Regions from separate parts of the Homo sapiens genome. Here all the other regions are linked to region 1. The links are chromatin contacts, found by Hi-C or POLR2A ChIA-PET in ENCODE. All regions are on one chromosome and are shown on one strand. Each heading gives the region's core, a stretch centred on a gene start or an enhancer-like site at or near the end of the contact. The rest is flanking DNA. Distances are from core to core; before and after follow the strand shown. Region 1 holds the start of IFT172 (intraflagellar transport 172). Region 2 overlaps SLC4A1AP (solute carrier family 4 member 1 adaptor protein). Region 3 holds the start of MPV17 (mitochondrial inner membrane protein MPV17).

Region 1 (4,302 bases), core at 937-3,436:
ATACAGTTTGTAAGTGGTAGGACCATGATTTATTTATTTAATTAATTTATTTTTTGAGGCAGAGTCTCGCTCTGTCACCCAGGCTGGAGTGCAGTGGTGCGATCTTGACTCACTGCAACTCTGCCTCCTGAGTTCAAGCGATTCTCCTGCCTCAGCCTCCCGAGTAGCTGGGATTACAGGCATGCGCCACCACATCTAGCTAATTTTTGTATTTTTAGTAGTTTCACCACGTTGGCCAGGATGGTGTCGAACCCCTGACCTCGGGTGATCTGCCTGCCTCGGCCTCCCAAAGAGCTTGGTTTACAGGCATGAACCACTGCGCCTGGCCTAGAACCATGATTAAATCCATGTATGTGTAAATCCATAAACCATAATCCCAATTTCTTTATTAAGGTACCCCAGTACATATTACACACTCAGTTATGGAACATCTTATTTATTTTTAAGACACAGCCTCACTCTGTCACCCAGGCTGGAGTGCAGTGGTGTGATCACGTCTCACTGCAGCCTCGACCTCCTGGGCTCAGGAGATCCTCCCACTTCAGTGACCCCAGCAGCTGGGCCTACAGGTGCTTGCCACCACACGAGGCTATTTAAAAAAAATTTTTTTTTTTTGGACAAAGTCTCACTCTTGTCCCCCAGGCTGGAGTGCAGTGGCACGATCTCGGCTCACTGCAACCTCCACCTCCCGGGTTCAAGCGATTCTCCTTCCTCAGCCTCCTGAGTAGCTGGGATTACAGGCGGCTGCTGCCACGCCCGGCTAATTTTTGCATTTTTAGTAGAGATGGGGTTTCACCATGTTGGCCAGGCTGGACTTGAACTCCTGACCTCAGGTGATCCGCCCGCCTCGGCCTCCCAAAGTACAGGGATTACAGGTGTGAGCCACCGCACCTGGTCAAAATTTTTTTGTAGAGGTCTTGGAATCTTGGGCTCAAGTGATCCTCCCACCTTGGCCTCCCAAATTGCTGGGATTACAGGTGTGAGCCACTGGGCCTGGCCAGACATCTTATTCTTATTAGCTTTGTATTATTCTGTCCTTTGAATTTTGAATGTCCTTTCCTCTTGTCTATCAATTTTTCACACTGCTTTTCAGTTTACAATGCTCTTTTGTGTATATTACTCTATATAACTCTTCCCCAAGTCCCCTAAAGTTGCTATTAGTACTCATGTTTTTTCAAATGAAGAAGTTGGTGAGTGCTCCGAGACATTGTATAATAAAGGCTAAAGTTAGAGATATCAGGTCATTTGTTTAAAGTACTGGTGGCCAGTCTGGGCAACATGGGGAAACCTCGTCTCTACAAAAAACAAAAACAAAAACAAACAAAGAAACAAAAAATTACCCGGGCGTGCTAGCGCACGTCTGTAATCCCAGCTACTTGGGAGGCTATGGCAGGAAAATCCCTTGAACCCGGGAGGCGGAGGTTGCAGTGAGATCGAGCCACTGCACTCCAGCCTGGGCAACAGAGCAAAACTCTGTCTCAAATAGTTAAATAAAGTAGTGGTTGACCTGAAATAAGGACAAGGTAAGAAATTTTAAAAAGAAAATAAGAAAGTAGTGGTGGAGCTAGGACTTAAATTCTGGTGTGCTAACTCCAAAGCCCACCCTTTCTTCACCATGTTTCAGGGCTCCTCCCCTAGTGCCCAGCCTCTCCTGAATCAGAATACACGGTTCGGTCTTTGCACTCCCCCTTCAGGGCTTGCACCTAAGGCGCTTATTTAATTATGGGCACATGCATACTCGCTGCTTACATGTGCACCTCACCCTCTAATACGAGCCTCCTGAAGGGAGGGACATAAGTCGGGTGGTTTGGGATTCCTACGAACCCCAGCATGGGGCCTGTACACAACTGATGTGAATGAAATGTAAGGAAAGCTACAAGTCCTTAGCCCTGCATCTCGCCTCCTGGACGCTGTATCGACAGGCCAAGATCCAGATCATCGCTATATCCCTTACAGCCTTCTGCACACAGTAGGAGGTCAACATCATTAAACTTCAGTTCCCCCACTTTTCTTGGAACATAAAGCATAAGGGGGAGGGACTGGCACGCAATTCCTCACCTGAGGGCTCAGCAGGGTCCTCAGGTGCTTCAAGTGCATGACGCACACCTGTCTTTCAGATGCTCCTAGACAGCGACAACTCCCGTGGTTACCTGGACAACCCGCCACGCAGCCGCAGCGACAGGCACTGACGCTTATGCGACCGGAGCGCAACACGCGTCGCAAGGTCACACGTAACTTTGCGGCGAAGCAAACAGAACGTGCGCAAGCGCGGTGAGATCTAGGGCGGGCCCTTGAGAGGGCTTCATGAATGTTCTCCTTGACCAATCCCGTCGCCGCATGCAAACTCAAGACCAAGCCCCGCCCACAAGCCTTCAGCCAGCCCCAGGTCCTACGTCATAGCGGTCCGTCTCGCTCTTCGATGTACCTGACTTTCTGAGTGCACTCTCTTAATCCTCACAACTCTGGAGGGAAGCAGGGCGGTTTCCATGATAGGCCTTCTGCAGTTGACGGAATTGTACCCAAATAGGTTACATGATTTGCACGGGATCGCAAGGCTAATAACGATAGCTAACGATGAATACTCAGTATGTGTCTGCCAGGTACTGTGTAAAGTATTGTACGTGCATTTATATCATTTAATCCCAAAACCACCTTTTGAAGGGGATAGCGTTATTATTAGTCTCATTTTACATAACAGGAGACTCAGGGCACTTGCTCAAACTAACACAGCCAGCGAAGGACTTGGAACTGGAGTTCAACCCAGAGTTAGTAGCTTTAAACAGCTTTTATGTTCCTTCTCAACTCCTAGCTCGCTCTCTCCATGCCACGATACTATAACCTGTCACATTCCCATCCCAATAAATGACATTTATTCTCAGAATCTGGAAGATGAGTGTTTTGGAACTAGCTGCCAAAGAAACGTAAGGTACCCTACTTCCTAATTGGGTAATGGTGGGTTAAAGACTGCTGTTTACATTGGAATGTTTTTATGGTTCAGTTTGTTGTTGTTGTTGTTTTGAGACAGAGTTTCACTCTTGTTGCCCAGGCTGGACTGCAATGGCGCGATCTTGGCTCACTGCAACCTCTGCCTCCCGGGTTCAAGAGATTCTCCTGCCTCAGCCTCCCAAGTAGCTGGGATTACAGGCATGTGCCACCACGCCCGACCAATTTTGTATTTTTAGTAGAGACAGGGTTTCTCCATGTTGGTCAGGCTGGTCTCAAACTCCCGACCTCAGGTGATTTGCCCGCCTTGGCCTCCCAAAATGCTGGGATTACAGGCGTGAGCCACCGTTCTCGGCCTGTGGTTCAGTTTTGAGGGCAGACCTGACTTGGCTCACCCGATAGGTTGTCTTGTGATACCTGGGGTTAGAGATTGGTTAAGTAGAAAAGAGACTGACTTGTTGATCTTTGGAGTCCCGTTCAGAATTTTTGGCCTATCTTCTAACATACCAGAGAGATTGAAATGCAGAAAGGAGTTATTCATAAGCCTGCTCTGAAATGATCCAAAGTTGGGAAGATCTGTAACTCTCCAGGAAGTGTAACATATGCTCTCCAGACAGACTGTGGGTCCAGAAGCCTTCCCCCACAGTGGTTTGCAAGTGTCAACAGGTGTTTGTCTCATGGCCACCAACCACCCCTTAGAAAATAGGAAAGAGCAGAGGACAGCCCCTATTTTCACAGGAAACAAGTAGGCCTCAGAGCTCAAATGAGAATTATTTTGACAGGGGAGTCCCAACCCCTCAGTTTTATTTTCAGAATCCTCCTCTGGATATGGTGGCAGAGCATGAATATAAACTCATTTATGAATTACAGTTATTACTGACTTTGACTGACTAAACAGAGACAGAGATGAAAGGGAATGCAAAAGAGGGAAGAACAGACACAGGAACACATAGGATAGGAGCATGTGGCACCAAGGAATCCATGAGTGTAGCTGTCCTTTCATTAGTCCCCAAGACACTGCTTAGTCCTTTTCTGACCATTAGCCCAGGGTTGATGGAGGAGTCAGAAGAGTAAGTGGTGAGGAGCTGTGCTGTCGATGCAAGCAGTGAAGATAAAAAGGCTACTACCCTCTCATATGATATGTATTAGTATTCAGTGGTGCAGGAACTTATATCTTTCTCTTCTCTTTTTCCCCTTCTCACCCAACAAAGCAAAAGAATCTGGGGTTAGTTTTCTATACCTCTTCTTCCTGGCCCTATCCTAGGGTGGGGTATTATCACACCTTGCAATGCTCCTGTCAAGTAGGTGATGGTGTAAGGGGCCCTTGGAGGGTCAGGAGAGAGACAAGGTGAGGAAATG
Region 2 (4,302 bases), core at 1,803-4,302, 190 kb after region 1:
TACAAAAGATAAAAACTTAGCTGGGTATGGTGGTGCTTGTCTGTAATCCCTGCTACTTGGGAGGCTGAGGTATCACTTGAACCTGGGAGAGTGAGGTTGCAAGACCCTGTCTCAAACAAACAAACAAACAAAAACAAAACAAAAACAAATCTCTGCTTTGGAAAACAACAACAACAACAACAACAACAACAACAACATTTGGGGCAAGAAGAATTAAAAAAAAAAAAAAACGAAAACGAAATATGTCTCAGCTTCCTCCAGAGCCTCCTCTCCTGCTATCAGTCTGTGTGCTTGCCTGGTTTTTCCTCCCTTTCCTATTTTGGATACTGGTCTAGATGTGTATCTTCTTCCTCCTCTTTTCACTTATGGGTTGAACTTCCAAACTTTCTGCCTCCTACCCTAACCCCTGCAAGCAATCTTGATTGTGATTCCATCTTCTGCTTTTTCATCTCCTTTGAGCCAGTCTTAGCTTATCCTCTAGGCCAGCCTGGCTTTTTAATGTAGCTGAAAACATCTGTGTTGCTGTTGCTTCTGTCTTTCTATGCCAGAGCCTTCCTGAGGCCTGTGGGGAAGGGTGTGAAGGATAATGATTTGACAAAATGTCCTTCATGGCCAGGCAGGCAGCATTCTTCTGGTGGCCTTAGCAAGGGAATGGGTTTTATCTCTGGTAGGGAGAAAGGGGCTTGAGGCTGGACTTAAGAGTGCTACTAAGGGGATAAGACTTAGGTAAAAGAAGGCAGTAGTAGCAAGTGGGGCTTCAGGGAGGGCCAGGTAGCTAACATCTGGTATGGGTCACTGTGAGTCGAATGCCATTACTGTCCTTATATTCCAGTTTTCAGGGCTGTCCCATGGTCAATATGAAGAAAACAGAGGGCTTTCTTTTCAGTCTAGTATGCTTATTCTGGGGTTTCCTCTGTCTCCTCATGCCATATTCTCATTGTCACCTCTGCCTGCTCTGAGTATCTTGTCAACTGAATTGCTATCCCTTTTGTTTTTGCTCTGTTCTCCCCCTGCCTTTCTAATTTCTACTATCTCTTCTTTATACCCTTCCTCAGCTTTGTCCTAATGGGCTTAGCTTTTCTAACTATCTCCAGCCGTTGAGAATGTTGACAGGCTCAGCAGTTGCAGTCTCTCACTATATCTTTGTCATTACTACACTGGGTATCCTGCATACTGTACCCCCATCCCCATGCACACTTTTTTTTTTAAGTGCTCAGAGCTATTGCGCTTAAGTGGGAGCTCCAGATAAGTAAGACACTCTTCAGAGGTTGGTGGGAAGTAGGGCTTTACACCATGGATCAATCTCCTGCTGCTTATATGTTCTCCTTTGCCAGTGACCTTTGTACTGTAGTCATTTCATGGGTGTGAAGTCATGTAGCATGTGGCAAATTACTTGACTAAGGGAGCAGCCTCATCATAGCTCTGTGTCTGTGACAGTCAGCATTGTTCTTGTCCATTCAAAATCTGTTGGTCTGAATACCTCTTTCTTATTGTTATATGCTTAGATATTCATTTTGTGGTAATTTTTATTTTGCCAGAGGTTTCTTTGTCAGTATCATGGTATTTTTAGATAAAACCTTGGGACTCCCTGGAATAGATGTGTATAATTATTCTTTCTTCCTAGGACTGAAACTCAGACTACAGGTGCAGAAAACAAAGCTAAAAAGCTTACATTGCCTCTATTTGGTGCCATGAAAGGAGGAAGCAAATTCAAATTAAAAACTGGAACAGTAGGGGTAAGTTGTGAGTCAGGGTGTTAAACTTTTAGCCCTTGAGTTATCCCTGAGCTAATTTTTCTCTTTTCTTTTTTGAAACTACAAATGACTCATTCCATAGTAATGTGAGAAAGGGCTGTGGGCTTGGTATGATCACATCTTTCCCAGAACTTGGTTCTTGGATTCTTTTTTTTTTTTTTTTTTGGAGACAGAGTCTCACTCTGTCACCAGGCTGGAGTGCAGTGGCGTGATCTCGGCTGACTGCAACTTCCGCCTCCCGGGTTCAAGCAATTCTCCTGCCTCAGCCTCTCGAGTAGCTGGGACTACAGGCGTGCTCCACCATGCCCAGCTAATTTTTGTATTTTTAGTAGGATGGGACTTCACCATGTTGGCCAGGATGGTCTCCATCTCTTGACCTCGTGATCCACCTGCCTTGGCCTCCCAAAATGCTGGGTTTATAGGCATGAGCCATTGTGCCTGGCCAGTTTGTGGATTCTTTTTCTCAGCTTAGGGTTATCAAGAATTGATGAATTAATTTATGCCAATCAATTTGCAAGTAAATGGTTTGTAAATTAGAATCATAGTTTATTAATTTCTCATGAATGTTGCATTTAAGAATGGGTCTCCTGCATTAAATGCTTTTCCCCAGGTGGATAGATGTAGTGTTCAGACTCACCAACATTTAAGAACATAGTGTGTGCACTTGCCTCTGCCATATGATTTTTCTTCATTTAATCCTTCCAACACCTTTTGCTGTGTGGGAATTATTGCCTCTTACAAATGAGGAAATAGAGTCAGAGAAGTTAAATACCAGATCACACCAGCGTTATGTAACTAAGCTGGTAATCAGATCCAGGTCTGTCTCTTGAGCTTTATGATTTCCCTGCTACCCTACAATATATGTCTGTCTGTATGTTTTTGCTTTATCTATATTCCTATTCATAGATTCAGCTTTTAAAAGGTTTTCATTACCCCTAAGAGCTGAACCTTGAGTATTAGTTTGCTAGGGCCACCATAACAAAATACTAGGGATTGGGCAGCTTAAACAACAGAAATTTATTTGTTCACAGTTGCCAGCAGGGTTGGTTTCCTCTAAGGCCTCTCTGCTTACCAATGGCTGCCCTCTTGCTGGCTCTTCAGATGGCCATCCCTCTGTGCACTTGCACTCCTGGTGTCTCTTCTTCTTCTTCTAAGGACATGAGTCATACTGAGTTAGGGCCCCACCCTAATAGTGTCATTTTAATTCAGTTTAATTTAATTTACAGTCATATTCTGAGGTACTGGGGCTTGGGACTTCAAACATGAATTTGGGCAGCAGGGGGCACAATTCGTCCAAAACACCCTGAATTAGGGTATACTGCCCTCTGGTGGCAGAAATCTGAAGTCCTAGCTATGTATTCTTTTTGTTTGTTTCATTGAGAGACAGTCTCACACTGTCACCCAGGCTGCAGTGCAGTGGCCATCTCGGCTCACTGCAACCTCCTCCTCCCGGGTTCAAGCGATTCTCCTGCCTCAGCTTCCCGAGTAGCTGGGATTACAGGCACCCACCACCACGCCCAACTAATTTTTTGTATTTTTTTTTAGTAGAGACAGTTTTTCACCATGGCCAGACTGGTCTCGAACTCCTGACCTCATGATTCACCTGCCTCGGCCTCACTATGTATTCTGAATGAGTAATGGTTTACCTAACAAGTAGGCTTTTCAATCTGTTGCGGTGGGGACTTAGGTTTTAAATAGAAAACTTTTTACTAAACAGCCCTCCTTAGAGAATTTTAGAACTAAGTCCTATATTTAAAAGATAATATAGGCCGGGCGCGGTGGCTCATACCTGTTATCCCAGCACTTTGGGAGGCCGAGGTGGGTGGATTGCTTGAGCTCACTAGTCGAGACCAGCCTGGGCAACATGGTGAAACCCCGTCTCTACTAAAAATACAAAAATTAGCTGAGCACGGTGGCCTGCGCACCTATAACCCCAGCTACTCAGGAGGCTGAGGCAGGAGAATCGCTTGAACCGGGGAGGCAGAGGTTTCAGTGAGCTGAGATCGCACCACTGCACTCCAGCTTGGGCCACAGAGCAAGACTCTGTCTCAAAAAAAAAAAAAAAAAGATATAACCAAGATATGCTTTGGTTCCTTCCCTCTATTCCATAACTGTGATCAACCTTTTCTAATAAATACTTTTATTGAATGGCTTTGATTAGAATATTTAGCTTTATTCTTTGAGAAATGTCTTCCTCCTTTTCTTCAGGATCTGTTTGATGGATTTACATGCCTTGTTTCCTTGAAATTACGCTAAGTCTAAAATGAAAAAGCAGCACAAATGACTTATTTCTGATTGTCTGATTTATTCCTTAGAAGATTTTGTAATCAATTGAAATCCTTTAATATCATGAGTTATAACAGTCCAGAATTCCTGTAGCTGGCACTCATCTGAAATAACTATTTTAGTTCCTTACAAGCTATTTTCAAGTGTTTTGTATTTAGTAATCTTTGACTCTAGGAACTAATAAAGACACTTGTTTAGGGTCTATAGAGGGGTAAAATTTCATGTCAAAGTCCCACCTCCAGCAGACTTCTGTGGAGTTCAT
Region 3 (4,302 bases), core at 1,285-3,784, 170 kb before region 1:
TGACCTCGTGATCTGCCCACCTCGGCGTCCCAAAGTGCTGGGATTACAGGTGTGAGCCACCGCGCCCAGTCCCTAAACTCAAGTTTTAAAAGAGGAAACTAAGGCTCAAAGAAGCTTACTGACTTGTCCTGATTAATGCACCTACTAGGTGCTATGGTTTTAAGATTCAAATCCTGGTCTTCTAAGTCTGAAATCTCTGTACTGTTTTCCAGTGTGATGAGCTATCCCATGGGACCTTAGGAACTACTGTGCTGGGGTCCAAAAATGGCTCAGTGAACTAAAGCCACTTCCACCTTTTATTTGTAGTTTGATCCAAATACAGTGAACAGCAGGAAAGGAAAAGTCTGGATGGTCTGAAAAAGTCTGGGAAAAGTGCTGGGAGGCTACATTTTGCTTCAGGGCTGAGCTGGGACGTCAGCATAGCCTCAGGAAGACTGAGGCTGTGGAGCTGAAGGGCTCCAGCACCAAGAGCCCAGAACTCCAGCCACATGTCGGCACCTAGGCCTCCTTGGAGCTCTAGCTCCTGCCCTTGTCAGCTGCAGATGCCTCAGGTAGGGAAATATAAGGACTCTTTCCCTCCCTATTCTTGATGACCACAAGGGGGAATCTTCCATCTGGCAGTTATGGGCCCTGAGGGAATCTGAGCCTGGGCAAAGGGCCCAGCGTGTCAGTTCCCATCATAGCCACACTGTCCAGCATGAGTCACCACACACGTAGCCAGGTGAGTCATACAGGCTGACGGACGCTGAGGACAGGACAAGAGGTGGTTGGGCACCGGAGACTGGAGAGGGGCCCAGGGAAGGGCCAAAGAATCCATCTCCTGGCCATTCATGCAGTTAAGTTTCTGTGCCGATGCAGGGCTGTTCTGGTCACAGGATCCCTGTTCCACTCTGGCCTTCAGTAGCCCCCAATCCCTTCCAATAGTCCTCTTCTCAGAAGGCCAGTCATCACTAGAATCCTGTTCCCCTTCTCTAAACATGGGCAAGACCTCATCTTAATGTGATCACTCTTTGCACCCCAATGTTCTAAGGCCTTCTGACATTCCCCCTCTAAGACTTACTTATCTTCATGCCATCCTCTTACATTAGCTAACTTGCAAAATGAAGATGGTAACAAATGCAGGTAGGTCACTGCATTACCTCTGTGAGGTTAGTACTCAATCACTGCATTTGGAGTGACTGGTATCTGATCACTCCAAATGGATCAGGATGGAGTGATCAGATACCAATATACTAACCTTGGAGATACATATTTAGGCAGTAAATGATAACAAAAGCAAATGAACGATATAAACAAAACTCAGGAAATTTTGGGTGAATTACGGAGAGGCACTCAAGAGGTCTCAAAGCTGATTACTGACACAGGAGTGTTCAGTTTTAATGCCATTTAAACTGTACATACACATCTTAATCATTCTTTTGTATGTTTCACAATAAAAAATACCAAGAAAAACTGGGGTAAGAGTCTTGATTCAGCACTTATTAGGTGTGATCTAATGTGGACTCAAGTAACCCTCCTAGCTCACACACCTTTGTGGGGGCCCTATGCCATAACGTATATGAAAGTGCTTTGCATACGGTAAAATGTTTTCCAAGTTGAGGCCTCCTGGGGCAATGCCTTTATCCTTCAGGGCTGACTGTTCAGCTTTTTGAGGACTTTGAAATCCTAAAACCCTACTGCACAGCTTGGCCAACTACGCATACCCCTTAAAAACAGCCTTGGGGACCACCCTCCAAAACAGACTGGGGACAGTGTAGGATGAAAGACAGCCAACCCTTCAAGAGAGCCGAATAGAAACAGGAAGTGAGGGTGGTGCAGTGGGGCAAGCCTCTGGCTTCCAAATCAGTCTGCCCTGGTCCCACTCAAGTCCTAGAGGGACACTCACCAGCTGTCAGGACCTGTACTTTCCACGGGTGAGCGGCCAGGGCCCGCTGGTATGCCCGCCAGAGTGCCATGCTTCCTGTCAAGCCAAGAGGAGAGGGGGTCACCCCCACCGTCCCTCTCCACGACTAAGAAGCCGCCTGACATTCCCTTGTGCCCACTCCCTTCCCCTTCCCACTTCCAATGTGACTTAAAGGGGCAGAGGCCACATGAAGGATGCTTCCCAGACAGCTTCCTGTCGCAGGAGTCGCCTTAGACAATTGGGGAAGAGAGAAAGGCTGTGGGAAGCTATGGACTCCTGGTAGCAGCCACCAGCCACCCCAACCTCATTCCTGAAGCCAGACCACCTGGAAGCCTCCGTTCCCGACGGAGACACTCATGAGGACAGCTTTGCTCTGGCTTCTACCCAGAGCTTGGGTGCCTCAAAAGATAGCTTGGTCCGTCTCCAGATTCAGACTTGGTTGGAACCAGTTTGTAACCTTCCTGAGTCCAGCTCCAAACCGAAAATAGGGCCCGTCACTGCCCGGATATAGGATGACCACACACCTTGTGGGCACTCATGGCTTGCGACGCTTTAAGCCAGAGACCGCAGATCACCCGCCACTCACCTGAGCGCCGAGCCTCCCTCCCACGTGACAGGCTGGCCTAGGAACTTCCGCCACAAGTCCCGCCCCTTCCTCCCAGCGTCCTTCGGATTACGCAGCCAGGACAGGAATGGGGGTGGACCGAGCCATGAATACCCGTGGAGAGCGGCCTAACTCGGCCACCCACTCTGTGAGAGACCCCTTTTCCAGCTGGACTGTGCCGGACCCTGGTGTGGGGCCCGCCAGCCATATTTCTCACCTAAGTTCGACCCTCTGCCTCCTCCTGCCCCTTCTCTCCGCGCGAGACCCGGGCCTCTCTCAATCCGGTAGTCTCATTGTTCAGCCCACCCTCCCCGCATAACTGGCCATAACTACGATCCTTGTCTCAGCAATCGTAGTTAGGGAACTATAAGTTATAGTTAAGTGCGTGTTTTGTCTCTAGGTTCTTCACTGGCCTCAACTGTGAGCTCATGAGTGGGTAAAACTGGGGTCGTTCATATTTGTCGTCCTCATAGCAACTATTTCAGTGCTTTGCCGCAAACAGCCACTTAAGAAATACTGCGTATGTATGATTCTTCCACAGAAAGCATTGGAATTAGAACCTCAGAAGACATTAGGTATTGGCTCCCAAACTAACGGGCTGTGCAGCCTTGGTCATGACTAGACTTGATGTTAAGGCTCTGCATCTGTAAAATGAGGGAGGTTACACTATTGACTTTCCAAACTCGGCTCCTCAGTTCTAGGGATTTTTCAGATGTTTGTGTGTGGGGATGAGAGGGGCAGCATTACTACAGCTGCTTCTCCAACTTTTTTTTCCAAGTATATACTTCTCAAAAGACCCATTTTTAACGGGGCCCACAACTGCATGTTTGAAAACCAGTAAGCTAGGTGATTTCTTAATCCCCTTCCAGCTCTAACATTCTAAGAGTCTGTGAATATAGAGCAATATCCTTTCTAGAGCGTTGGAAATGTCTACAATATCCCTGGCAATGGACTTGTCAGGCTGGCAGGCTTTACTTATCTCCAGGGAGCCCACACGTCAGGAGGCACACTCTTTCAGGCTCTCCACCTGCCCAGCTCCACCCCCAATTTACTCAATTCCTTTATGATTAAGGCAGGGAGACTCCTGCCACAAATCCTGGAGAAACAGAGTAAGGAAGCAAGAGAAGTCAATGTCACAAACATTTAACTAAAATGCTATTTGCAAAACAGCATGCTAGAGGAGTGAACTGACAAAAGTAAATGTAATAGGAGACCAAATGTGGTAGGCTGTAAAGTTATATTCTGAAGTTAGACTGAGTTCAAATCCCCAGCACCACCACTTACTAGTTATATGACCTTGACCTTTTACAGACAGCTTACCCTCTCCAACTCTTTTATCATTAAGTAAAATGGCAATACCTACCTCATACAAGTGACACATGCGAAGTGCCTAAAATGGATCAAGTGCTTAATGCTTGTTTATCCTTTTTCCTCCCTTCCCCCTTGGGAACACAAGGGAGGGAAACTATTTTTTACTGGAGAAAACTGGGAAGCTCTTTGGTGAAGGTGGAATTTGAGCCGGGACCTTGAAGGATGAATTGAACTCAGGTGAAGATGGTGGAAAAAGACACTCTGGCGAAGGGAGGAATATGAGAAGAGGAATAAAGGTAGAGAAGTGTATGAACAATGGATAGTATGAAGTGGGTATATTGGGAGGGAGGGTTAGAAAGAGAAAAGGCTTGTTAGAGAAAAAGAACAAGGTCAAGACTAGGGCTGAGACTCAGTTGCAGAAGCAGGGCTGCCAGCACCAATCTACAGCCTCAAGTGTGGATCCCCAGGTCTCATCTTTTCTACC

The links. A loop is a pair of places that touch in the nucleus more often than their neighbours do. ChIA-PET counts read pairs that join two places held with the same protein, here RNA polymerase II (POLR2A). Pooled maps may share reads with other maps.
Region 2: a loop to region 1 is called in a map of CD8-positive, alpha-beta T cell, with 5 times the contacts of the local background. The contact joins the enhancer-like site here to the promoter of IFT172 in region 1. A Hi-C loop is called at or near these places in 2 of 168 maps with a recorded cell type or tissue (CD8-positive, alpha-beta T cell and naive thymus-derived CD4-positive, alpha-beta T cell), 6 of 37 single-sample maps with no recorded cell type and 15 of 50 pooled maps. POLR2A ChIA-PET finds 5 or more read pairs at or near these places in 1 of 52 experiments (activated B cell).
Region 3: a loop to region 1 is called in a map of CD8-positive, alpha-beta T cell, with 20 times the contacts of the local background. The contact joins the promoter of MPV17 here to the promoter of IFT172 in region 1. A Hi-C loop is called at or near these places in 4 of 168 maps with a recorded cell type or tissue (CD4-positive, alpha-beta memory T cell, CD8-positive, alpha-beta T cell and naive thymus-derived CD4-positive, alpha-beta T cell), 6 of 37 single-sample maps with no recorded cell type and 15 of 50 pooled maps.

Annotation. Positions count from the first base shown.
Region 1 is chr2:27,487,557-27,491,858 of GRCh38, forward strand. It overlaps IFT172 (intraflagellar transport 172), which reads right to left and starts at 2,187. Exons shown (of 48, transcript NM_015662.3): 1 at 2,059-2,187. The coding sequence starts at 2,097.
Region 2 is chr2:27,680,624-27,684,925 of GRCh38, forward strand. SLC4A1AP (solute carrier family 4 member 1 adaptor protein) reads left to right here. Exons shown (of 14, transcript NM_018158.3): 9 at 1,625-1,736. Among named protein-coding and RNA genes, the nearest start is that of SLC4A1AP, 19 kb to the left of the region's middle. RefSeq lists an enhancer at 1,042-2,241. Within about 2 kb of position 3,053, at least 9 of the 41 ENCODE cell types and tissues checked have a DNase peak (open chromatin) inside an H3K27ac peak, as active enhancers do.
Region 3 is chr2:27,320,563-27,324,864 of GRCh38, forward strand. MPV17 (mitochondrial inner membrane protein MPV17) reads right to left here and starts at 2,535. Exons shown (of 8, transcript NM_002437.5): 1 at 2,490-2,535; 2 at 1,886-1,960. The coding sequence starts at 1,955. RefSeq lists enhancers at 1,930-1,979, 1,990-2,079, 2,090-2,139, 2,190-2,249, 2,372-3,344 and 3 more.